Regions from separate parts of the Mus musculus genome. Here region 1 is linked to region 2. Evidence: chromatin loops called from intact Hi-C (ENCODE). Cell type or tissue: left cerebral cortex. All regions are shown on one strand. Links, peaks and the distances in the headings refer to the core of each region. The heading gives the core; the rest is flanking DNA.

Region 1 (12,053 bases), core at 2,588-10,587, 140 kb before region 2:
TAAATAAGTTAAAATAAGATTGATCAAGAAAAAGGCTATATAGCTCAGTTTGCAGAATGCTTACCCAGCATGCACAAAGCCCTGGGTTCCATCCCTAGAACCACAATAACCAGGCATAGTGTTACACTCCTATAATCCCAGTATTGTCAAGAATTCAAGATTATCCTTCTCAGCACAGTGAGACAAGCCAGCCTGAAATACAAGAGTCTCTGCTTGGGGGAAAGATAATGATCTTAGGGGTTATACTTTAAGATAAGTAACAGTTTGTGGGAGATCTCAGACTGTATTTTCTAAGCATGTATTTAAAGCAATCCACAATAAAAATGCTAAAGCAAGCTTATAACAATACAACTGTAGTTGCAATATAAAAGATAAACTTAAAAACACAGGCAGCATATAGAATAAATTTTAGATTACAGTACAGAGTTCAGGTAAGAAGAGCACTATGAACAAAGACAATGGTAGCAGTGTAATGGAGCACACAGAATAAATCAGGGCTTAAAACTTGAAATCTGGGCTGGTGAGATGGCTCAGTGGGTAAGAGCACCCGACTGCTCTTCCGAAGGTCTGAAGTTCAAATCCCAGCAACCACATGGTGGCTCACAACCATCTGTAACAAGATCTGACGCCCTCTTCTGGAGTGTCTGAAGACAGCTACAGTGTACTTACATATAATAAATAAATCTTAAAAAAAAAAAAAACCAACTTGAAATCTACAGAGGCAGGCGGATTTCTGAGTTCAAGGCCAGCCTGGTCTACAGAGTGAGTTCCAGGACAGTCAGAGCTACACAGAGAAACCCTGTCTTAGAAAAAAAACAAAACAAAAACCTTAAAATCTAAAGGTAGATTTGAGGGGTGGGGAGAGCTGCAAGAATGCAATGAAGGGCTGAGATTACAACTCAGGTAGGATTCTTGCCTCCTATGCATGAAGCAAGCCTTGGAGCTTGGGTTGGACTCACAGTATCATACAAACCAGTTTACACCTGTAATTCCAGCACTGGGGAAGTAGAAAGTAAATTCAAGATCCAACCTTGATACAAAAGACCCTACCTCATAAAAGAGTAAGGATATATTGAATGACTTAATATCCGGAGTTTGTGGGAGAACACAAGACTGTATTTTGAAGCATATTTTGAAACATTAATCCAGCACACAAAAAATAATAAAATTAACTAAAAGCTCGTAAATTTCAATCTCATTTACTTTCTAAGTCTCTTTTAATCTGCCACTTGAAGCATTTTATCACCTCCAAAACAAGCTCCCTAGGTAAAGTCTTGGTTTTATATGTAATTATATACCAGAGAGTAGCCCAAAGCAGCACATATTTACTCAATAAATAAGTATGAAAAAAATTAATAAAATTCAAGAGACTGGGCCGGGCGGTGGTGACACACGCCTTTAATCCCAGCACTTGGGAGGCAGAAGCAGGCGGATTTCTGAGTTCGAGGCCAGCCTGGTCACTCACTCACAAACTGAGTTCCAGGACAGCCCGGGCTATACAGAGAAACCCTGTCTCGAAAAGCCAAAATAAAATTCAAGAGACTGAATACACTATAGAAAAGGACTCAGTGACTAAATAGTAGGAGTAACATTAACGGGACAGGTTTAATACAGGTTTAATGTGGTTATAGGGAGAACAGGCATAAACAACTAGCTGAAGAGATAACAGTTGAATTGGTATTAGAAAAGTTAAACAGGAAATTTACAAATAAGTCCGAAAGCTAAAAGCATGACCCTGAGTTTAAATCCCCAGCTTTGCTTTCTGCTATCTCCAAATGTATATTTGAGCACATTTTTAAACTCTGGGTGGACCCCAATATTTCAGAGTCAGAAATTTCAATTTCACCAACCTCACAAACCTGTGCATTAGAATAACAAATAGTAAATCTGAGTACTACTGAGATTGTAAACAGGATTATGGCCCTGAAGATGGCTCATATAGGCGTCTATTGACTACTATACCTGCTAACCTAAGTTCAATACCTAGGCCCACATGGTCCTTTAACCTCAAAACATAAACTGTGTCCATGTGCATGCCCACATACACACAGGCACACAGAAAATAATCAAAATGTAATAAAAATTTTGTGTATGTGTTTTTAGTAAAATACAGTGAAAGAACAAAAGAATTAGAACCTCAGACTACAACTAAAAACAAAAGAGTATATTACAGAAAGTGGACAAGAATGGAGGTGCCCTATACTATTCCTTTTATTGAAAAAGGTAAGGCATGAAGACTGCCATTAGTTGAGGCTATCCTAAGCTACACAGTTGAGCACCACACCAACCAGGAATACATAGTTAAGACCTTGTCTCAAAAAACAAAAGGAGATGAAACAGAGAAAATGAAAGAAGGAATGAATAGAATGGAAGCCAAATAAAGAGTCCATTGCTTGAGACAGTCTCACTATATACCTCTAGTTAGCCTGGAACTCAAGAGAAGTCCACCTGCTTTTTGCCTTCCCACTTCTAGGATCGAAGCCCTAAATCTTTAGGAAAAGATTTGGGGGAAGAAATAGTTGACAACAGAAAATGTAGTTTAAACCCAATACAGTGTATAAAGCTACAGGATGTGGAAATTTGAAGGTCAATCATGATGGGGGAAGGGTGGGAATTGTGTTATGCAATGTTCATAAGGGACAAGACTCAAACTGAGGATAGCAGGGAAGAAAGAATTAAAGAATTAAAAAAAATTTTTTGTAAAGATAGTGAAATGGTTGAGGGGTAAAGAAGCTTGCCAACCTGAGTAGGATCCTCAGGGCTCTGATAGTGAAAAGTGAAAACTGACTCCCACAAGTTGTCTTCTGACCTCCATCTGTGTGCTGTGGGAGATCACAAACCACAGACACTAAATAGCATGCATAAGCTCAGAGTTCACTTTCCAACACAGCCAAAAAGTGTGTGTTTGCATCTTAGTCCCTGCTACCTAGGAGGCTGAGGCAGAGAATCACTTATACCCAGGAGTTAAGGTCTAGCCTAGTATAGTCTCAAAAAAAAAAAAAAAAGTGTTGGGTTGCAGAGATGGCTCAGTGTGTCAGAGCACTGACTGCTCTTCCAAAGGTGCTGAGTTCAAATCCCAGCAACCATATGGTGGCTGACAACCATCTGTAATGAGATGTGACGCCCTCTTCTGGTGGGTCTGAAGACAGGGTACAGTGTATTTACATATAATAATAAATAAATCTTTTTTTAAAAAGTGTTGATAAACGTAGAACATTCAGAACTACATATAAAAACAGAAGTAGTTGTGGGCTGGAGAGATGGCTAAGAGCACTGACTGCTCTTCCAAAGGTCCTGAGTTTAACTCCCAGCAAACACATGGTGGCTCACAACCATCTGTAATGGGATCTGACACCCTCTTCTGGTGTGTCTGAAGACAGCTATAATTGTACTCATACATAAAGTAAATAAATCTTTTTTTTTTAAAGTAGTAGTAGTCTTGTTTTTAGGAAAGTAACAGAAATAATTTTAAACTTACAGCTTAAATACAACACATGAATTTTTTACACATACATTCAACACAAAACTTTGAAGTATGTACTCACAAGCAGTTTTATTTAGACTAATAGCATTCAAGGCCACTGTGAGCCACCTACCAAGGTTCAGGCAGCTTTTCTAAACAGTCCTGGCCCCCACCCACACACAATGAGTGACAGCACTTAAAGCACACTCAATATCCTAGAAACAAATCTGAAACACTATCAATTAATCCAATAAGGCAATTTTTAAAATATACAGCACATACAAGAACATATAAACAATCCAGTCGTGAACATTTTATTCCAAAAGTATCAGTATAAAATAATGCGAATGTCTCTGGATAAAATAGAACCAGAGAACATCATATAACATTCTTTAAACAGAGTAAACAAGCTGGAGAAATGGCACATCTTCCAGGGTACCTTAGTCCCAGTCCCAGCCCCCACAGCAGGGAGGCTCACAACACCTGCAACTCCAGCTCCAGAGGAACCCACCATCTGGCCTTTGAGGACCTGACCTCATGTGCACATGCACATATACACACATAATGAAACATAATAAAAAGGTTTAAAAGGAGGGGAAAAGCAAGTAAATAAAGACTATCAATCTGAAAGAAACCAAGCTACAGAATCCTTAAAAATCCTTTTCTGTTGCTGTTAAGTAAGATCAGGAACAATGAAAAAGAAAACCATGTATTTCAGTAATGTAAAACTTGTTGCCAGGCGTGGTGGCGCATGTCTTTAATCCCAGCACTTGGGAGGCAGAGGCAGGTGGATTTCTGAGTTCAAGGCCAGCCTGGTCTACAAAGTGAGTTCCAGGACAGCCAGGGCTACACAGAGAAACCCTGTCTCAAAAAAACAAAAAAAAAACAAAACAAAAACAAAAAAAAAGACGTAACAACAACAACAACAAAAAACTTAATTTGGATACAAGATGCTTTCTTAGCTAGTTACATTAATCATGCCTGAGTGACAAATTCAAGTGCTAATTTGAAAATCAAAACAACAGTACAAGGATCAAATACTATATATGGACCTGGTGGTTTATCAATTCAGCAAAAGCCTCAATGTAATTTTTAACAGATTACCTTCTCTCTATCCACATGGAAAAGTCGGCATCAACATACTAGAAAGATGTATGCCCACAAAACTCTAAATCCAACAATAGTAGACTCTAGAAATTTAAAAGAAACCACAGCAATTTTGACATAAGTTTTTTTGAAAGTAGTAATCTCTAAAACACAAATGTATTTTTTAAGCACAATTTTAAGATTACGGAATGAACTAAAGGTGTCATATAAAATAAGTAGGATTTTGTTGTTGTAAAATTTAACTTCACCCACTTTGTGGAGTTAAATAAAAGTTTACTGGCTTGCCAGGTGAGGTGGTACAAGACTTTATAATTCCAGCACTTCAAGAGGTAGCATGTGGACCTCTAAGAGGTCTAAACCAACCTGTTCTACATAGTGAGTTTTCAGATCACCCAAGACAACAGAGACCGTCTCAAAAGCAACCACAATACTAGATGGTGAGGGCACACACCTTTGATCCCAGCAGAGGCAGATGGATCTCTGAGTTGCAGGCCAGCCCGATCTACAGAATTACTTCCAGGACAGCCAGAGGTACACAGAGAAAAAAGCCAGTTTCAAAAACACAAAACAATAACAAAAGCCCATAACCAAAAAAGTTTACTGGTCCAATCAATTGCTTTGCAATGCTTTTGACAATGAAACAACCTTATTTCTAATTTTCTTTTACTTTTTTGTTTGTTTAAGATAGACTCTTATGTAACTGCAATTGTCCTGGAACTCTATATAAATCAGCCTGGCCTGAACTCATGGATATTAAACATCTCCCTCCTGAGCACTGAGATTAAAGACTTATGCCTCTACACCTGGGTATTTTTAATTTTTGAATAAAATTGTTTATAGTTTGTAAATAATCAGGTCAGAAATAAATTAATCAATGTAATTAAAAAGTTTACTATTCGACACCAAACTGAAGACTCATATTTATTTGAGGATACCTTTTCTACATTCATTAATCACGCTGTTGTTTCAACATTATTTCTCACCAAAGTTATTGTGTGTGTGTGTGTATAATAACGAACAATATTGCTTATGTCGAAATTTATAAGTCTGAAAAACAGGTGCAACGCTTAATTAGATACACGCTTTTTTTCTTCTAAGCTTAAATTAAACCCTGGAAAGGAACTTAAAACTAAACGCAGTCATCCTCCAGCTTGAATAATCCTTTCAAACAGATGCAGCAATTTTAAAAATTCAAGGCATGAACCCGCAACTGTCACCTTCCAAAAGTTAGGATAACCCAAGTCTGTCAGAGGATCACATTAAGTGGACATTTAACTCCGTTTTAGCTTGTACTAAGCGATAAGTACGGTCTACTTCAAATTAAGACCAATTCTTTCCGCAGACATTTCCTAAATACTGTACTGACAGCCCAGCTTTGCTTTGCATCAGTAAAAACATGAATATAGTAGGGAACTCTAGAGAAGCCGACTCAAGAGAGAAATATTCAGTTAAAGTGTTGATGAATCAGTAAGCGCTAAAGGAAATCCAAGTGAGTAGAGCGGCATCGCAGGTACTTAAAGGAGTTGAGGATGGGAAGGCAAACTTGTCCGGCCGGCCGCGAGCCATTGTGCGCGGCGGTAGCCCGAAGCGGCGTGGCTGTCAAGGGGCAAGTGCGTACCGAGGCGCGGGGGAGGGGGCAGGACGCCACATCGGAAGGGGGTGCAGGAGCCAGGAGGCAAAGACGCTCATCCCAGGCCCTCTCCGCGTGGCCTCACCCTCAAGGGGACCCACAAGCGCAAACTCAGTGCCTAGCGGGCCCACGCCAGACTCTCGCCCAGAGGCGCTGGGCCCAAACCCCGGAGGCCCAGGAGAGGTGGCTCCGGAGGAGCCCTGCGGACGCCATGCTAAAAGCCAAAATGGCTGCCCCAAGGATGCCCGCAGCGCGCCGCCCGTGAGGAGGGAGCCGGGCGCGCCGTCACCGCTCGCCGGCCGGAGCGGCTCAGGTAGGTCCCCTCCGCCCTTGAGGGCACGGGCCTCAGCCCCGGCCCCACCCCCGCGGCCCGTGGCCCCGGCCCCAGCTCGCAGTCGAGAGGGGTGACGGGTGACGTACCTGCAGCTCGGCCCGCTCCACCTCCCAGTGCGCCCGCTCCATCTCGAAGCGAGCCCACTCGTGCTGGATGTAGTGTAGGATCCCCGGGATCGTGTACTGTTGCGGCCGGGACAGCTCCGGGCCTGCCGGGGGCCCCGCCGCCTCGGCGGCCGGAGGACCCCCGCCGCCCGGCGCTCCGTTCGCTCCCGGCGGCAGGCTCAGGTTCCCCCCGGGTCCCTGCTGCGGCCGGGGAGGGGCTGCCATCCCCTGGCCGCCGCCGCCGCCTCCGGCCAGCTCGTCCATTGTGTGTGGGGCCCCGGCCGGGGCGCAGTGCCAGACGCCGACAGCTGCGGGGAGGGCCGGGACGGTGGCCCCGCGCCGACCGCAGGGCGGGGGGCCGGCCGGGAGACGGCCGGGGAGGGGGTCGTTGCCGTGTGCTTGCCGCGGATCAGAGCAGGGAGCTGCCGGCCGCCGCCATTACGGTACCTCCTCCATCTGCCCGTCTCACTCACTCACTTTGGGGGAGAGGGGGGCCGCGGCGGGAGGAGGAGGAGGGACGGAGGAGGAGGAGGAGGGACGGAGGGCCGCCGCTCGCGCACGGCACGCTGGGTAGAGAACGCCGCTGCAAGCCGCACTCCGGAGAGCCAAAAAGAGTCCGGCCTCACCCCACGCAGGCGCACTGAGGATGGACCGCTCTTCGGGAGGCGGGGAAAGGCCTGGGCCCCGCCCCAACTCGGGCGCCGGGCCCCAGCTTTTCTACGCCTGTGGAATCTGGATGCTGCCTTGACTTTGGGGAAGCGCGTGGGCGTCGGGCTTCCGGGTCGTTTTCCTCACGCACGTATCCTTAGGGGCAGCGTGGGTCTCAGCTGAGGGCCTGGGCTCTGGAGCTGCGTGCAAGGCGTCCTCCGTACTGCCCTGGAATTCCTGACGTTTCTCTAGAATTCCTGGCGTGTTTTGCTCAGTCCCAGAGGGTCGGGCCTCTTTTCTGCCTGTCACTCACTTGACCTCTGGTTTCGTGGCACCAGTCAGTCTGCAGGATTCTGGAGACGTCTACGTTTGGCAAATAGCCCAGATTCTTCCGGACTTTCTCACTGGCTCCTGGGCTTCGTCGCAACCTGCTTCTTTGGTCCCACTTCGGTGCTCCTGGCCGCCCGTTGTAACTTCTTAAGTCTTTATTATTCTGAGATTCTCTGTGTTTGAGCTATTGCTTTTTTTTTTTTTTTTTTTTTTTTTTTTTTTTTTTTCCTGAAGAAGTTGTGATATCTTGAATTCTTGAGAATAGTGGGTTGGATGGCAAACGATAACTTTCAAAGAGACTGATGTTTAGAAGTCAATGAACGCAGATATTGTCATTAGTGGCAGAAATTTTGATCGAAACAAAATGAAAGTATTGTAAATAGAACTTAAGATGAACTAAATCAACACAACGATATCTTTCTTCATCATTAAATGGTTTTAGAATGAAATACTACATACACAAAGGGTCAGTTTTTAGGTGCTATAGTGTGCATTTTTCTGTAAGTTCTTTTTTTGGTTTTTTCGAGACAGGGTTTCTCTGTATAGCCCTGGCTGAACTGGAACTCACTTTGTAGACCAGGCTGGCCTCGAACTCAGAAATCCGCCTGCCTCTGCCACCCGAGTGCTGGGATGAGAGGCGTGCCACCACGCCCGGCTTTCTGTAAGTTGAGGTAACAGCCTGGCTACCGGGCTTGGTGAACCATGTCTTTAATCCCAGCACTCGGGAGGCAGAGGTAGACAACCTGATCTCTGGGTTTCGTTTCAGACCAGCTTGGTCTGCAGAGTTCCCAGACAGCCAGGACAACAGAGAAACCCTGTCTGGAAAAGCCAAAAAAGGAAAGAAGAAGAAGGAAAAAAAAAACAAAAAACCTAATAACCTATGTAACAGCAAATGAAAAGAAAAATACACAGTACTTACAGCTATACAAGAAATAGTATATAAAATTGGTTATGTTTTTAAACTTTTATTTTCACTCTGAAAGCCTATTCAAATTTTCACATTGGAGCATATAAGTGACTTCATATAACTTCAGAGAGAAAAAGAAATACATTTTATTTTGTCATGTCTGCTGTGTTATAAAGAACTAATTCGATCTGTTACACTTATTACCATATTTATGAAATGTAGTCTTTAGTAAATGAAGAAATGAGGCTGGAGAGATGGCTCAGCAGTTAAGAGCACTGACTGCTCTCCTAGGCGTCCTGAGTTCAGTTCCCAGCGACCACAGTGACTCACAGCCATCTGAAATGGGATACAGTGCTCTCTTCTGGTGTGTCTGAGAGAGCAACAGTGTACTCACATAAGTAAATACATCTTTTTTTTTATATGAAGAAATAGTACTGTTATCTAAGAGTTATTGACAATCAGCATACAGCTGGCTCAAGCAGTCCCATTCCTTAAGAAAGAACACATAAAAAGCTCAGAAAAACTTACATCCTGGGTACCTATTTTATGAACACAAGGAAGCTTTTAGGGATCTGAAGCCCACATGGCTGGTGATTATGTCAAAAGAGCAAGTTGCACATTTATATTTCTCATTTCACACTTCAGCTCACAGGAAGGTTGCCCCCCACCTACCCTGCAAAAAGATAACTGTTGTTCTTCTATTGTCTGTCTTAAGTGGAGACAGGCAGATCTTTGAGTTTGAGGCCAGCCTGGTCTACAAAGCCAGTTCCAGAATAGCCAGGACTGTTACACAAGGAAACCCTGTCTCAACAAAGAAACAGAAACAAATAGCAAAGTTTTCTGCTCTGCTGAGATGATGTTTTACACTGTTAACATTGTGCTTCCTGCCCACTGCTCCTGAGAACACTGGAATGAGTCTCTAGAACTTTTAGATAACAAATTCTCCCAGTTACACTCTAACAGTTCAGCTTGCCTAACTGGAATTCTCTCTCTGACCCCTTGCTGAGTCATTTCCTCTCTTCAGTCCCCTTTGAAACTTCCTATTTATCCTGTCCTCTCACCTGTCACTCCTCCCTGCTCCTGCCTAGATTCTCCTTCTTTCAGAATGATTTGGGGTAGGTGGAGGGTAAAATGGTGTGCTGCCCTTGAGTGTGAGATTCTCCTGTTTCTGCCACCCAAGTGCTGGGATTGCAAATGGACTTCAGCTTGCTCAGTTCATGATGATCTTCATGAAAGTCTATGTATGGCTGCTCGGTACTTTCTGCACTGGGGAGGCTGAGCCAGAATTATTGCTGAGAGTCTGAACCCTGAGTCATGTGAAGAATTCTAGGCTAGACTAAAGTACACAGTGAGACCTTGTTTTGTTGTTGTTTGGTTTGATTTGGTTAAAAAAACAATGCCTATATTTTTGATCAGCTTAGTTTTTAGGGCACTACTTTGTTTTCTATCCTTACAAGTAATATTTGAACCAATATGCTTACTCAGCTGGACTTGTCGTATTTAATTTACATGAATTATGAAAGCCAAAGTATACCAAAGAATTCCAGGCTTTTAAGTAAGTTGGGAATAGACAATACTCAGATACCTTCTTATCAGTTATTTCAAATGTGACTATGAAAAGCTTGTACTCCACTCTGCCTTTGAGAACCAAGTAGCTACTTGTGATTATCTAAGCACTTTGTCTTGGTGACCTGTCATCTTCCCACTGAAGAACTCAAGCAGGTTCATAAATACTATTTTAGTTGTTGTTTTTCCTCATCTTAAAGGGTATGACAAGAATTCTTGTTTTCATGGCTGGGAGAACAAGTCACAACACAGCTCTTGGTGACTTCAGCAAGTTCCATTGTATAATAGGAAGTGGTCCCCACCCCTTCATATCAGTGAGCGTGTGTGCATTGGGAAACAAGGAAATAAAATCTCCCTTCACAATTTGCCTACTGTCCTTTGATTAGGCTCAGTATTCATCATTAGCATGTTTGAAATTATAGTAATTTCAGGTGATTCCATTACTCTGGGAAATAACAGGGTATTTGCACTTATAAAGTAAAAGAGCAAACAAATATTACAGCCTACAGAAGGTTTCATAAGAACTGACATGAGGGGCTGGAAAAATGGCTCAGTGGTTAAGAGCACTGACTGCTCTTCCAGAGGTTCTGCGTTCAATTCCCAGCAACCACAGGGTGGCTCATAACCATCTGTAATGGGATCTGATGCCCTCTTCTGGTGTGTCTGGAGATAGCTACAGTGTACTCATGCATAAAATAAATAAATAAATCTTTAAAAGAAAAAAAAAACTGACATGAGTTCAGACCAAAGGAGCATACCACATATTACATAGCTACAACCAAAAAGGAGGAGGCAGCTCTGACCTGCACTGAGGCCTAGCCTGCAAAATGAGATCAGATGCTGACTCTTTACAGAAGTTGCTTGTGGCTATGTGTCTTAGTTTGTTTTTTACTGCTAAGAACAGACACTATGATCAAGGCAACTCTTATAAAAACAGCATTTTATTGGGGCTGGCTTACAGATTCAGAAGTTCAGTCCACTATCATCAAGGCATGAGCATGGCAGCATCCAGGCCGGCATGGTACAGCAGGAGGTGAGAGTTCTACATCTTCATCCAAAGGCAACCAGGAAAAGACTAGCTTCCAGGCAGCTAGGAAGAGGGTCTTAAAGCCCACGCCCACAGTGATACACCTACTCCAAGGGTACGCCTCCAAATAATGCCACTCCCTGCACCAAACATATTCAAACCACTATACTATGAAAATTACAAATATATACTTTATGTATTACGCAAGCCAAAGTATGCCAGGGGATTCTGGGCTTTGAAGTAAGTTGGGAGTATATAATACTCAAATACCTTCTTATATATTTTCAGGGTACTGAGTCAGTCAAATAAAATATTGTGTGTAAAAGAAAAAGAAAATGGACACCAAACCTTTAAGAAACCCATGATACTATATAAAATTCTAGACCAAATTCATTTTGCAATTGTCTCCTGGGTATTATGAGTCAGAAAAAATTAGGCTGTGGTAATATTGTATAATAGCTATCTTACAGAGATGTCAAAATTGAAGAGAGAGGAAAGAAGATCTCCTGGAGCCAGATCCTTCCTGGACATTGGCTAAGAGTGTACAGTCGCGTCTCCAAACTTCAGAGTAGAATGATTGGAAAGTGTGAACACATGGGAAACTGGCCAGACTCTCTGAGGTGATAATTTGACAAGCTTAAGAATGTGGCTTGTCCATCAACCAGGGAGTACACATGGCTCCCTGCATATGTAGCAGAGGATGCTTGTCAGGCATCAATGGGAGGAGAGGTCTTTGGTCCTATGAAGTCTTGATAGATGCCCCAGTGTAGGGGAATTGAAGGTGGGGAAGTGGGAGTGGGTGGGTGGGTGGAAGAACAACCTCATAGAAGCAGGGGGAGAGAGGATGGGGTAGGGGGTTTCCAGGAGCGGGGGAAACTGGGAAATAGGATAACACTCGAAATGTAAATAAAGAAAAAATATATATAGAATGTGGCTT
Region 2 (12,053 bases), core at 2,569-10,568:
ACTCAGCAATCCAGTCACTACTCCACAAGGCCAAGTGCTCCTGCACCTCCCCTGCCGGGAACCACGGCTTCTTCCCACAAGTCCTGGCCTCCTATCATCTGAACTGCCCCTTAATCAAGTCCATTCCTTTTTTGTTTGTCTTTTGAGACAGGGTTTCTGTCTGTTCCTCAGGCTGCCTACAAAATCATTATAATCCTCCTGCCTCAGTTTCCCAAACACTGGAATTATAGATGTGAGACAGCAAACCCAACAAAATCCTTTTCTCAAAAGCCACCATTATCTAATGACTACTACATCTGAGAGGCTAATGATAACTACCAATGGACCTCCAGCTTATTCTTCTCCTGCCTCACTAACTCAGGCAGTGTTCAGAAGCAGCGCAGCATCACAAAAAGCATCTCCCTCTCTCCCTCCAAAAGGACACAAAACACGCCCGGGGAAACTCAGGGACGATGCCAAGGGGGAATCACTCAACTATTGTGCAAGATGCACTGAGAGGAATAAATCTCACTTGATTTTCATAAAAACTCAACAAGGATTAGGAGTCAGGCTTAAAGCATGACTACTCAACAGTGAAGACAGGATTCCGAACTCAGCTCTAGACCATTTCAAAGGCACATGGGCCTTTCCTAACTAAACAGAGGCACACTTTCAATACAAAGACAATACAAAATCAATACAAACAAATCAAGCAAAATGTATCAAATGCATGAACATATGATTTATTAGACATAACCTAAACTATTAACCTTATAAAATCCAACTAGAAGATTTCCTCTGGCATATTCAAAATATATACATCTTGTACTTCATTTGACGTATTTGTTGACTTTAAAAGATTTTAAGTCGGGGGCTAAACAGAGAAACCCTGTCTCGAAAAACCAAAAAAAAAATAAAATAAAATAAAATAAAATTTTAAGCCGGGCGTGGTGGCGCACGCCTTTAATCCCAGCACTGGGGAGGCAGAGGCAGGCAGATTTCTGAGTTCGAGGCCAGCCTGGTCTACAGAGTGAGTTCCAGGACAGCCAGGGCTATACAAAGAAACCCTGCCTCGAAAAACCAAAAATAAGTAAATAAGCTTTTAAAAGCTGGATGTAGGGGATTCCTGCCTGAAATTCCAGCACTGAGGAAGCTGAGGCAGAAGGAAAGACAGATGTAATGCACAACTTGAATAGCAGCGCTCAGAAGTTCCCCTTGAGTTGGAAGTCAGCCTGCATTACATTGTGAGCTCTAGGCCAGACTGGATTATAGAGTGATACCCCCTCTCTAAAAACAAAGAAAAGACAGCGGCGCCAGCATGGTGGCACATGCTTGAGAGGTGGAGGCAAGAGAATCCAATGCCATCTTGGCTAGATAGCAAATTTCAGGCCAGCCCAGGTTACATGAGAACCTGTCTAAAAACAAGAGAGAAAAACTCCCAAATTAGTTTCAGAAAATAAAAGTACCAAAATATAATTCAAAATTAGGTATTATAACACTTCTTACTTGAAACCCTTTTTTCACATATATTCTCTCCATTACTCCCCACAAGAAATCCACTGATATAAGATAATAGTCATTTTACAGAGGAACAAACTAAGGCTCTCGAAGCTAGGTAGACAAGCAGACTACAAGAAGTTGAACCTAGGGGCTAAAGAAATTGCTCAGTGGTTAAAAGCACTTGCTGCTCTTGCAGAGGACCCAAGTCTGGTCCCCAGCACCCACATTGTCCCTCACACCCATATACAGCTCCAGTTGCAGGGGATCTGGCACCAGGTCAAGCCACATGTCCATACATACAAGCAAAACACTCATACATATATAGTAAAAATAAAGAGAACTTGAACCTAGGACCATAATGTCAAATCAAAAATAACAAGATAACCTTGTGTGTGTGGAGGTGGGGAGGTTCAAGACAAGGTTTCTCTGTGTACCCTGGCTGTCCTAGAACGCTAGAGTCCAGGCTAACCTTGAACTCAGAGATCCCCCTGCCTCTGCCTCCCAAGTGCTGATATTAAAGCCAAGTGCTACTACACAGCCTAACAAAATAACTTCTTGTAGAAAAGATATAAAGCTACGGAGTGCTGAAAACAAGACAAGCCGAGGTTTAAGGGGGAAACAGAGGCAGCAGGTGGTAAAGTCTAATTCTCTAGGAGCAATCCCCAGAGCAGAGTGATGAGAGACAGAGCCAGGTCCTGTAAGTTATCCTTTGACCTCCACCCGCACCACTACATAAAGGCAAGCACACACTCATGCATCACAACATATGATATGTAAATTTTAGAAAAATTATTAACAAAGGTTAATAAGAGGGATAGTTAGAAAAGGTCACAAAATCTAAACAGATGTGCACTTTGAATACATAGCTGCTATGTCACATGAAACAGGACTAACCAGTCTAACTGACAATATCCTGGGGCTGGAGAGATGGCTCAGTGAATAAGAGCTCTTGGAGAGCACCCAGATTCAGTTTCCAACAGCACCTGGCAGGCAGCTCACGGTAGTCCTAACTACAGGTCCAGGGAACCTGGTGATGCCCTCTTCTGGCCTCCGTGGGCACCTGCACACATGGTGCACATGCAGACAGAACTCTCAGATAAATAAAAATAAACACATCTTTAAAATTAAAACAAACAAACAAACAAACCTTATTCCTTTACATAGTACATCACATCTGAAATCATTTTAATTTCTTTTTCTTTTAAATTTCATCACATGAAATATGAAAAAGGAATGGAAGGAGAAGTAGAAAATGTAACATAGCTGTTTTGTTTAGTTGTAGAATTTTTCATAAGAACCAATTTTACATTGTTAAAATTTCCTTTTAAAAAGTTCTTTATGTATACTCATAGACATAAAATAAATAATTCTTCAAAAAAAAGAAATCTACTGATAAAAAGAATTAACAAACCACCATGATATGGATGTTTATTTATAAGAACTTTTATCAACCCTGTGTACTCGAAGATGCTAGCGATGTTAGAGAGGTTACCAGAGCTGGTTCTCCTCCTACAACCCAGGTTCTGGGCACTAACCCAGGTCCTCGGCCCTCGTGGTCACATCCTTTATCCAGGGAGCCCCCTCCATAGACACCCTTACTTTGACTTTTTCTTTTTCTTTTTTCTTTTTTTGAGACAAGGTCTCCTACAGCTCTGGCTAGCTGGACAGACTATGTCACCAAGGATGTCACTGATGTCACCAAGGCTGGCTGGACAGACTATGTAACCAAGGAAGACCTTTAACTCCTGCTCCTACCTCACCTCTCAAGTGCTGAGATTAAAAGCATGAGCCATATCCAGCTAAAATAATATTTTTTAACAAAAATACAAACTACTTAAAAATCAAAAGAGAGAGCACTTTGAAAAAACAATATAGATTTAGCAAGTAATATAGTCTATTTCCACCTCAAAGGCATTAATTATACCAAGCTTTAAGCCAATATCACAAATATTTTTAAATTACCTTTAAATAGCACTAAAGCACATATAAAAGGTTTTAGTGACTTATTGGAATTCACAACTCAGATGAACTCAGAGAAATGTTTATTCCTTTACTGAACCAGAATCACACAAGAGGAAAATCATGGCCTAAGTGCCGAGCTAGTAGAGTAATGCCTTTCATATTTTTATGCAAACTTTCTAGTATCATCTCTGATACAACTGTTTAAAACTCTCCAAATTTGGGTAGTGAGATGGCTCAGCTGGTAAAAGTACTTACCACGAAGCCTGAGAACCTGAGTTTAATCCTGGAACCCACATGCTAAAATGAGAGATCAACTCCCAAAAAGTTGTCCTCTGACTTCCACATGCACACCATAGCATACACGAAAGTACACACACACACACACACACACACACACAACTTCAAAGCTTCTGTACTTCAAAAAGTATTGGAAATATCCAAATGAAATGTATTAACCGAAGTTATTTTAACAAAAGCAATGACACATGAAAACCAAAGAAACAGGTAGTTCTGACCTTATTCTCCAAGTCATATAATACAAAAACAGCTTTAAAGAAGATAAACATTTATAATCTTTTTAATTTATGAGATGGTTCATAACTGACTCAACCAAGCTATGGTTAGTATTCCTAATCCACACTCATTGAACAAATATGTATTTACATAATCACGATTATCATTACTAGGGTTCCATGAACCACAGACAACTGCAGAAATGTCTAAAGGGGTATTTTAAAGTTCCCTAGCAAAGTTTTCACACAAACTGAAGTCAGCAAATAGCTGGAAACAGATGTCAGCACAGTGGGCGCAGAGGAAGGTGATGCAGGAATGCACTTACGTTTCAAAACAGCGATCCACATTGTCAGACATCAAAAGCAGCATGCATAGCTGCTCCAGGGCTATTAGCTGCATGTCCCTTTCATCTCCCTGTCCCATCTGCAGCCATTCCAGCAACGTATCAGGATCTACATCTGCCATTGTCTTTAAAATGCTCCTTTGCCTAAATTGAAAAAGGGAAACGGGTTTTTCAAACATTTGTTCAGAACTGATCAGCCTGTGTAAAGACTTTTTTCTTGTACATCTGCTTGAACCAAGTTTCTGTAAGGTCCTCAGGTCCTCAAGAGACACACACACACACACACATGCATGTGTATATGTATATACATACAGAGCTATTCTCCAATTTCCATATTGCACTGTGATATGCACACGCACACATACTTGCACACACACAAAATAAGCAAATATATATGCTTTAAAAAAAAAAACTTTCCAGCCGGGCATGGTGGCACACTCCTTTAATCCCAGCGCTAGGGAGGCAGAGGCAGGCAGATTTCTGAGTTCAAGGCCAGCCTGGTCTACAAAGCTGATTTCCAGTACAGCCAGGGCTATACAGAGAAACTCTGTCTTGAAAAAACAAAAACAAAACAACAAAAAAAAACTTTCCAAACTGCAAAGTATTACTTCAAAAAGTATGCTACATATGCAGCAGTCTACTTCCTGGGCTTAATGCAAAAACCCTCAAGGCAAAACAGTTTAACACTGGAATGAATATATGCTGATTAGGTTGCTAGTTAACTAGAAACCAGAGCTGTCTTGGTCAAACACTATGAAACAAGTTTTGGATCCCAGTACTGTTATCACCAATGTCTGTGCCAAAAGGCAAAAAACATGTACAAAAAAGTTCTTTTACCAGTCAACTTCTTCCTGCAACCTCCCCCCAAACTCCACCAAAAATCGGAGCTTCAGATACGGGTCAGATCCAGTAGTTTTAAAGACCACTTTCCAATCCAATTCTTCTTCGGATTGAATTTCCCTTCTCACGAGTTTTGAATTCTCAAACTTACTCCTAAAATATGCCCAAATACAAACAGTAATTAGATATGAAATCTACCTATGCGGAAGTAAATACTGATAAGAACTTCTGGTAATCTAGGCAAATGTTCTTAAAACTTTTTTTTTTTTGGGGGGGGGGCTTGATGCTAAAGTAAATACAACTAACAGGTTACCACCCCCCCCCAGGCAGACGGACAGACAGGCAGACATTCTTTCTCCCATAGGATGGGGCAGTTAGTTTTTATGTAAAAAATTTTTTGAGAAGTAGTCTAGGCAGGCAAGTCATTACAAAAGCTTCTAGATGCCCGACCAAAGGACAGCGTTGCGTCCCACGCAATCCACCTGCCGGTGTGGGAACCTAGAGGCGGGTCGCGGTGGGCACCCATCGGCCGCGCCCGGCGGGGCTGCCCCATCGTCCTCGGCCTGATCAAGGCCGGAGCCGCGACGCTGACAGCCAACCTGGCTAAGTTAGCTACCTGCCTCCGGGCGGAGGGCGAAGTTCTAGAGAAGCAGCAAACCTGCGAGCTCAAGAGGAAGCCGCCGAGCGGCTGGGGTGCGGGTCTCCCGGAACTCGGAGGCCCAGCGGGACGTCCCCGGTCCCCGCCGGGCGGCTGAGCCTTACCAAGGACAAGGAGCGCGTAGCCGGAGCTCCGAAGCCAACAAGCCAAGCCCCGTAAGGCCCGGAGAGGGGAACAAAGGGCCCGATACGCAGAGGCGACGGCGGAAGACCGACCTCACCGCGCTGGGGTCCAGCTCCGCGCCCGCCGCTGGACTCGGCGGCCCGGATCCTCGCGCAGGCCCAGCCTGCCGACAGCGCCTAGCGCCCCCGCCTACCCTGACCGCAGGCTCTTACCCTGGCTCGCCGTACCAAACAGCTCCGGTCCAGCTCCAAGCAGGCCGCGGGCAGAGCCTGGCCCGGCCGCGGCCCTCGAGTTCCTAGGAAACCGCAGGCCGCGCAGGTCGAGCCAGGCAGGCGGCACAGGAAAAGCCGTGTCTCGTCCCTCCCCTTCCTCCGCGGGGACCCGGTGACAAGGAAGCGAGAGGCTCCCCCGAGCGGCGGCAGCCAGCGCGGGTCCCGACCCCAGCACGCGGCTCCTCAGACCCTGCGGTTCAGAGCCAGGTCCGCGCGGGGCCGTCGGCGGCAGCGGGGAGACGCCGCGTCCATCGCCAGCCGGGCGGGGGCAGGAGAAGGGTCGGCCGAGCGCCGGGCGGGGAGGCTGGTGAAGGCCGCGCCGGCGGAGGCGGAGCGAACGCCTCCCGGCCGCCCTGCCCGCGGCCACCTGGGGCGCTGCGGAGGCCGGACCCCGCGGCACGGGGCGACGACGGGGGGCGCCGGGCTCCTTCGGCGGTCGGCTACGGCTCTCCTCAGCCCGGCCTCCCGGCGCCCGAGTCGCCGCGCTGTCAATCCGCGCGCGCCGCCAGCAGCTGCTCCGCGCACGCTCCGCCCGTCTCGCCCGGCGCGAGCCGCTCCGGAGTCCTGCGGAACGGAGGCCACCGTCTCGCAGGCGCTCGGCGTGCCCGGGTCACCCCCTCCTCCGGACTTTTAAAGCCAGCGGTTTACCAGAACGCTTCCCAGCGAGCCTGGGAACTCGGCGAGCGCTGCGCAGCCGGGCGTTATCGCCTCGGCGCAGATGGGACCAGGACGGCTGCGGGAACTCGTGCCTCCTGCCTGCCCACCGTGGAGTCCCGGGAAGCAGCCAGCATCGAGGACTTCCCACACAGTTGCCTTCGGCTCGTGGTCACTTGTACTTCCGTAGTTATTCCCGTCAAACTTTTATTTCATGGGCGTTGAAAAATCAAATACTAGCCGCTGCTAGTGGAGTCCTCACGTAACCGTGACACTAGAGAACTGGAGGCTGGAGTTCAAGGTCATCCTTGGCTACAAAATGAGGTCGAGACTTGTCTGGGCTACAGGGCGGCGACGGTGGTGATGAAGAAGGAGCAGCCAAGGGAGAGAAAAAGAGGAAGAAAAAGACTCCATACTGAACTCATCCTTTGAACAACAACAACAAAATAGCAGTAGATACCTAATTTTAGGAAAGAACTGTATGCAAAGACCGAGGCTAGTAGTTTTCAACCCTGGCGGCACATTAGAGACACCCGGAAAAGTTTTCATTAGAAGAGTTTTAGATCCACAGCAAATTGAACAGAAAGTACAGAGAATAAGTTATGGCTACCCTGTTCTGTATCATGTGTTCCTGGCCAGGTAGGGCTAAGGACAGAGAGTTCCCACTGATCTCTTTGTTTATGGTTTTGCCCTTTCCAAAATATCGTTTCTAGTTGGAATTATTCACTAACACTCTTTAAGGATCCTCTGTGAGTTTTTATAGCTTGGTAGCTCATTTATTTGGTGTTGTGTTGTGTTTTGTTTTGTTTTGTTGTACTGGATTTTTTTATTTGGTTTTGTTTTTTACTTTTTGTTTTTCTTGTTGTTTTGAAGTGGGTATGCTTATGTAACCCTGGCTGGCCTAAAGTCAATATCCTCCTGCCTCAGCTTCCTGAGTATGCTAACAAGAGGGCTTCCTTCCTGAGTATGCTAACAAGTATGCTAACACCTGGCTTGGGAGCCCATTTAATTCTTACTGCTAAATAATAGTAAGTTGTTTAGATGTAACACAATGTGTTTCTTCATATACAGATGCCTGGAATCTACCTTCACAGACTATGAACGGCTCATGCAGAAATTTCCAAAGTTCCCCAACAGGAAAAATACTTTCTAACAATGTAGCTACCACAGGACTGTGGCCAGAACAAATGAAAAACTCTTCAAACCCAAGAATAAGAAAAAACCTTGCCAGGCAGTGGTGGCGCACACCTTTAATCCCAGCACTTGGGAGGCAGAGGCAGGTGGACTTCTGAGTTGAGGCCATCCTGGACTACAGAGTGAGTTCCAGGACAGCCAGAGCTACACAGAGAAACCCTGTCTCAGAAAAGAAAAAAGAAAAGAAAAAAACCTTAATTAGAAATTGTAAAAGACTGGAGACATTTAACCAAGAAGACATCCCAGTGGCTGGCGAGAAAGCATATGAAAGATGCTTAACATTATCTGGCCTTGAGAAATTGAAGATACTCACTGGTGGTCTGTGCGTTTGGTTCCCAGTACCCATATCAGGCAGCTCACATCTGATGCCTCTGGCCTCTACAAGCACCTGCGTTTACATGCATTCACCCACACACAGGCATGCACATGTGCACATAATGTAAAAGTAATTTAAATAAATCTTTGAGGAAAAGAAATTTTAAAATAATACTCTAGAGCTATAGATAACAGCTCAGTTGGTAGGGTACTTACCTACTACACACAAAGCCTGGGTTCTCTGTCCAGGACTGGATAGAACCAGGCCCTAAAACTGGGATTGGTGGGACAGACGGACAGACTTTTAATTTCCATCACAGGCAGAAGAAGCAGTTCAAGAGCTTCCTCAGCTACATAATGAACTTCCTCAGCTACATAATGAACTGGGTTCCAGCCTAGAATACATAGAATGACCGTGTCTGAAGAAGGGAAAAGAGGGCAGAGGGAAGGAAGGGAACACTCGAGACTTCTAAACATCATTAGAAGGGCGAAAAACCAAAGCCCAATAACACCAAACGCTGGAAGGGTGTGATTCAGCCGGAGCGCTCTTGGTACCCGTGGAAAGTAATAGTGCCCCTGTGTAAGATAAAAAAAGGCTCTGGTTTTGTAAAAGCAGGCATGGGCAAAGCCAAGAACCTAGGACCCACATGAAAGCCCACAGGCAGTGACAGGTGCCTGCGGTCCCGGCGCCTCCCGCGGAGAGCTAGGAAACAGAAGAATCACCTGGAATCTTACAGGCCAGCTCTCCAGGGGCGGGGCGTGATGCAGGGCAGAAAGGAGAGAGAGAGAACCAACTCCCGAACCTTGTAGAGGTTTGTTTTCCCTTTAGAAGTTGCTTTATCTATGAGCGAGGCATGGGGGCACCCACCTTTAATTCCTGCACTCAGGAGTCAGAAGCAGGAAGGTCTCTGTGAGTTTGAGGTCAGCCGGGGAAAGCTACATAGTGAGACCCTGTGTTCAACAAGACAAATTTGTTATGTACAAATAACAGGCAACATTCTATCCATGAGTCCTATTTTCTAAGACCTTAAAAAAAAAAAAAAAAGAAAAGAAAGAAAATAGACAATACTTTTTAAAAGGCAAGAAGAGTCTTCTGCTTCTAGATGATTGCTGGGCTAGAGAGAGAGGGAAGTTTGTTGAACCGAAAGTGACAACTTAGAATTGCATATTCTCCAGAACAGGAATAGTAAGGTGACGATTGGGGGCACCTAAGAGTACTGGCTGCTGTTCCAGAGGACTGGGTTTCAGTTCCCAGCATCCACACATGGAAGCTCATATCTGTAATTCAAGTTCTGGGGTATCCTATACCCTCAGACAAACATGCAGGCAAAACACCAATCAATACACATTAAAAAATTAGAAATGACTTAAAAAACAGTAAGATGACCTCGGAGCAAGTTTATTCAACATCCCTGGACATCCACAGATGCCTACCAGAGCCATTGAAGCAGGTCAGGAAGTCCAACGTAATTCAGCTGCTCCAACAATCCAATCCACAGAGGCTCCCATAAAGGTTAGGGTCCTAACCTCCGCACTTACACCAGGCATTCATAGACCCACACTTACACATCAAATAAATAGCTGAGCGAGGTGATGTATGCCTCTAATCTCAGCACACAGGAAGCAAAGAGCTCAAGACCAGACTGGTCTATGTAGTGAGTTCCAGGCTAGTCATGGCTACATAGTGAAACCTTATCTCAAATAAATACATAAATAAGCATATATATGTATATATGTATGTATATGTATATACTTTTACCAAATAATCAGCAGCCACCCTCAATATCTACCCAACGGAGTTGAAAACTTAAGTTCAAACTTAAGCCCAAAGTTGAAAACTTTGAGGGGATTTTGTTTGTTTCATTTTGACTTTTGAGGTCAGGTCTCACTTGGCCCATGATGGCTTCCAGTTCACCATGTAGCTGAGGATGGCCTGCTCCTCTGGGTCTTCTTACCACCACCTCCTAAGTACAAGGATTACAGGCGTGTACCACAGGGTGCATACAGATACTGATGGCTACTTTATTCATAATTGTTAAAATTCAGGGAAAAGACAGAATATATCTCAGCATTGGAAATTTGTGCTTAGTATGTACCAGGCCTTCGTTCCACAAAATACTAGCAACAGAACCTAGAAGCAACTAAGACATCCTTTAATAGATGAATAAACACATACCCTTCAAAAGCTGACATATCACTTATCCATCCATTAGGTACTATTCTCTTCCTTCCTTCCTTCTTTCCTTCCTTCCTTCCTTCCTTCCTTCCTTCTTTCCTTCCTTCCTTTCTTTTTTAAAGACTTATCTATTTTATGTGTGTGTGTGTACACTACAACTGTCTTCAGACACACACTACAAGAGTGCATGGGGGCCAGGCGTGGTGGCGCATGCCTTTAATCCCAGCACTCGGGAGGCAGAGGCAGGCAGATTTCTGAGTTCAAGGCCAGCCTGGTCTACAGAGTGAGTTCCAGGACAGCCAGGGCTATACAGAGAAACCCTGTCTCAACCCCCCCCCCACAAAAAAAAAAAGAGTGCATCGGATCCCATTACAGATGATTGTAAGCCACCATGTGGTTGCTGGGAATTGAACTCAGGACCTCTGGAAGAGGAATCAGTACTCTTAACCACTGAGCCATCTCTCCAGCTACTATTGTCTGGTATGCCTGTGAGTTTACCTCAACTACTCCCTTTTTGGAAATGTGAATTTTAATATGCTTTTATCTGAAAGGTGACAGTATTTGCAAGATAGAATTTTAAAATTAACCATATAATACAGAATGTATGTGTCTCCAAAATTTTAATGGCTAACTTGTCAAATGCTTTTAGTCTTTTATAGTGTGTATGTGTGTATGTCCATGGTAACTGTGTGGAGGTCAGAGGACAATTTGTAGGAGACAGTTCTCTCCTTCCACCACGTAGGTAGAAGGATCTACCTACCACCACATAGGTAGAAGGTCTGGTGGCAAGTGCCTTTCCCCACTGAGCCATCTTGCCAGTCCACAAATACCTGATTGAAATTCATTTATATCAACTATGAAATCCCAACAACATTTGGGGAGCCTTGGTAAAGGCTGAATAGGAATTGTTAAAAATAAGTTTTGCAACATTTCTTGTGGTTTTGTGACAAGGTCTTACTACCTAGAACTTGCTTTGTAGCTAAGGCTGGCCTCGAACTCATGGACATCTGCCTCTCAACTGCTAGGATTACAAGCACGAACCACCAAGCTTAACCTATTTTTTTTTTTTTTTGCAATTTTGATAAGCCTCAACTTATTTCAGAATAAAAAGTTTTTTGATGACAGTAAATTTAGCTTATAATGGCTAATTCTAAGAAATAACTTTCTTCCAGGGATCATCATGGTTTTCCTAAACATTTTTAAAATGATGCACTTAAAATAAATCCTAGAATATTGATACGTTGTTACAGGATTCACGATAGCTGCCATATCCCTTGGTAGTAGAGTCAAAAGCCAAACAGTAGAGCAAATGCTGAGCACTCCATGTTCCTAGTCAGTCGTTCCTGTTCCAAGGCTAATACACTCTTCCATAATTTGCTACCATCCTTTCCTTTTGTCTTGAGGAAATTTTTTTCTTGCCGGTAAATAAAAGGTCTATTGTCCTGCTTTAACATTCTTAGATACATGAATATCATGCAATACACTTAGTTATAGGAAAAGTGGAACCTAATTTGCAAAAGTAGA

What was found. Hi-C counts contacts between places; a loop is a spot of excess contacts. Peaks named below come from ENCODE experiments on the same cell type or tissue, not always from the same donor. Only the 100,000 strongest peaks of a DNase experiment are listed, where the experiment ranks them.
Region 1: it touches region 2 in a loop (12-fold over the local background); 1 of 42 quality-filtered maps calls a loop at or near these places.

The regions. Positions count from the first base shown.
Region 1 is chr12:51,684,802-51,696,854 of GRCm38, forward strand. It overlaps Strn3 (striatin, calmodulin binding protein 3), which reads right to left and starts at 7,113. Exons shown (of 18, transcript NM_052973.2): 1 at 6,621-7,113. The coding sequence starts at 6,902. It overlaps Ap4s1 (adaptor-related protein complex AP-4, sigma 1), which reads left to right and starts at 6,165. Exons shown (of 6, transcript NM_021710.4): 1 at 6,165-6,513. In left cerebral cortex, for the core only: CTCF peaks have their summits at 3,162 (motif pointing left) and 3,362 (motif pointing left); DNase peaks (open chromatin) are centred at 6,256, 6,646 and 7,277; H3K4me3 peaks cover 3,661 bases; H3K27ac peaks cover 2,442 bases.
Region 2 is chr12:51,823,073-51,835,125 of GRCm38, forward strand. Hectd1 (HECT domain E3 ubiquitin protein ligase 1) reads right to left here and starts at 6,464. Exons shown (of 43, transcript NM_144788.2): 1 at 6,131-6,464; 2 at 4,280-4,441. The coding sequence starts at 4,419. Gm5785 reads left to right here and starts at 5,113. Exons shown (of 4, transcript XM_011244243.2): 1 at 5,113-5,196; 2 at 5,783-6,157; 3 at 6,218-7,483; 4 at 7,916-12,053. The coding sequence starts at 5,113. The coding sequence ends at 7,069. In left cerebral cortex, for the core only: a CTCF peak has its summit at 6,558; a DNase peak (open chromatin) is centred at 6,353; H3K4me3 peaks cover 2,901 bases; H3K27ac peaks cover 2,073 bases.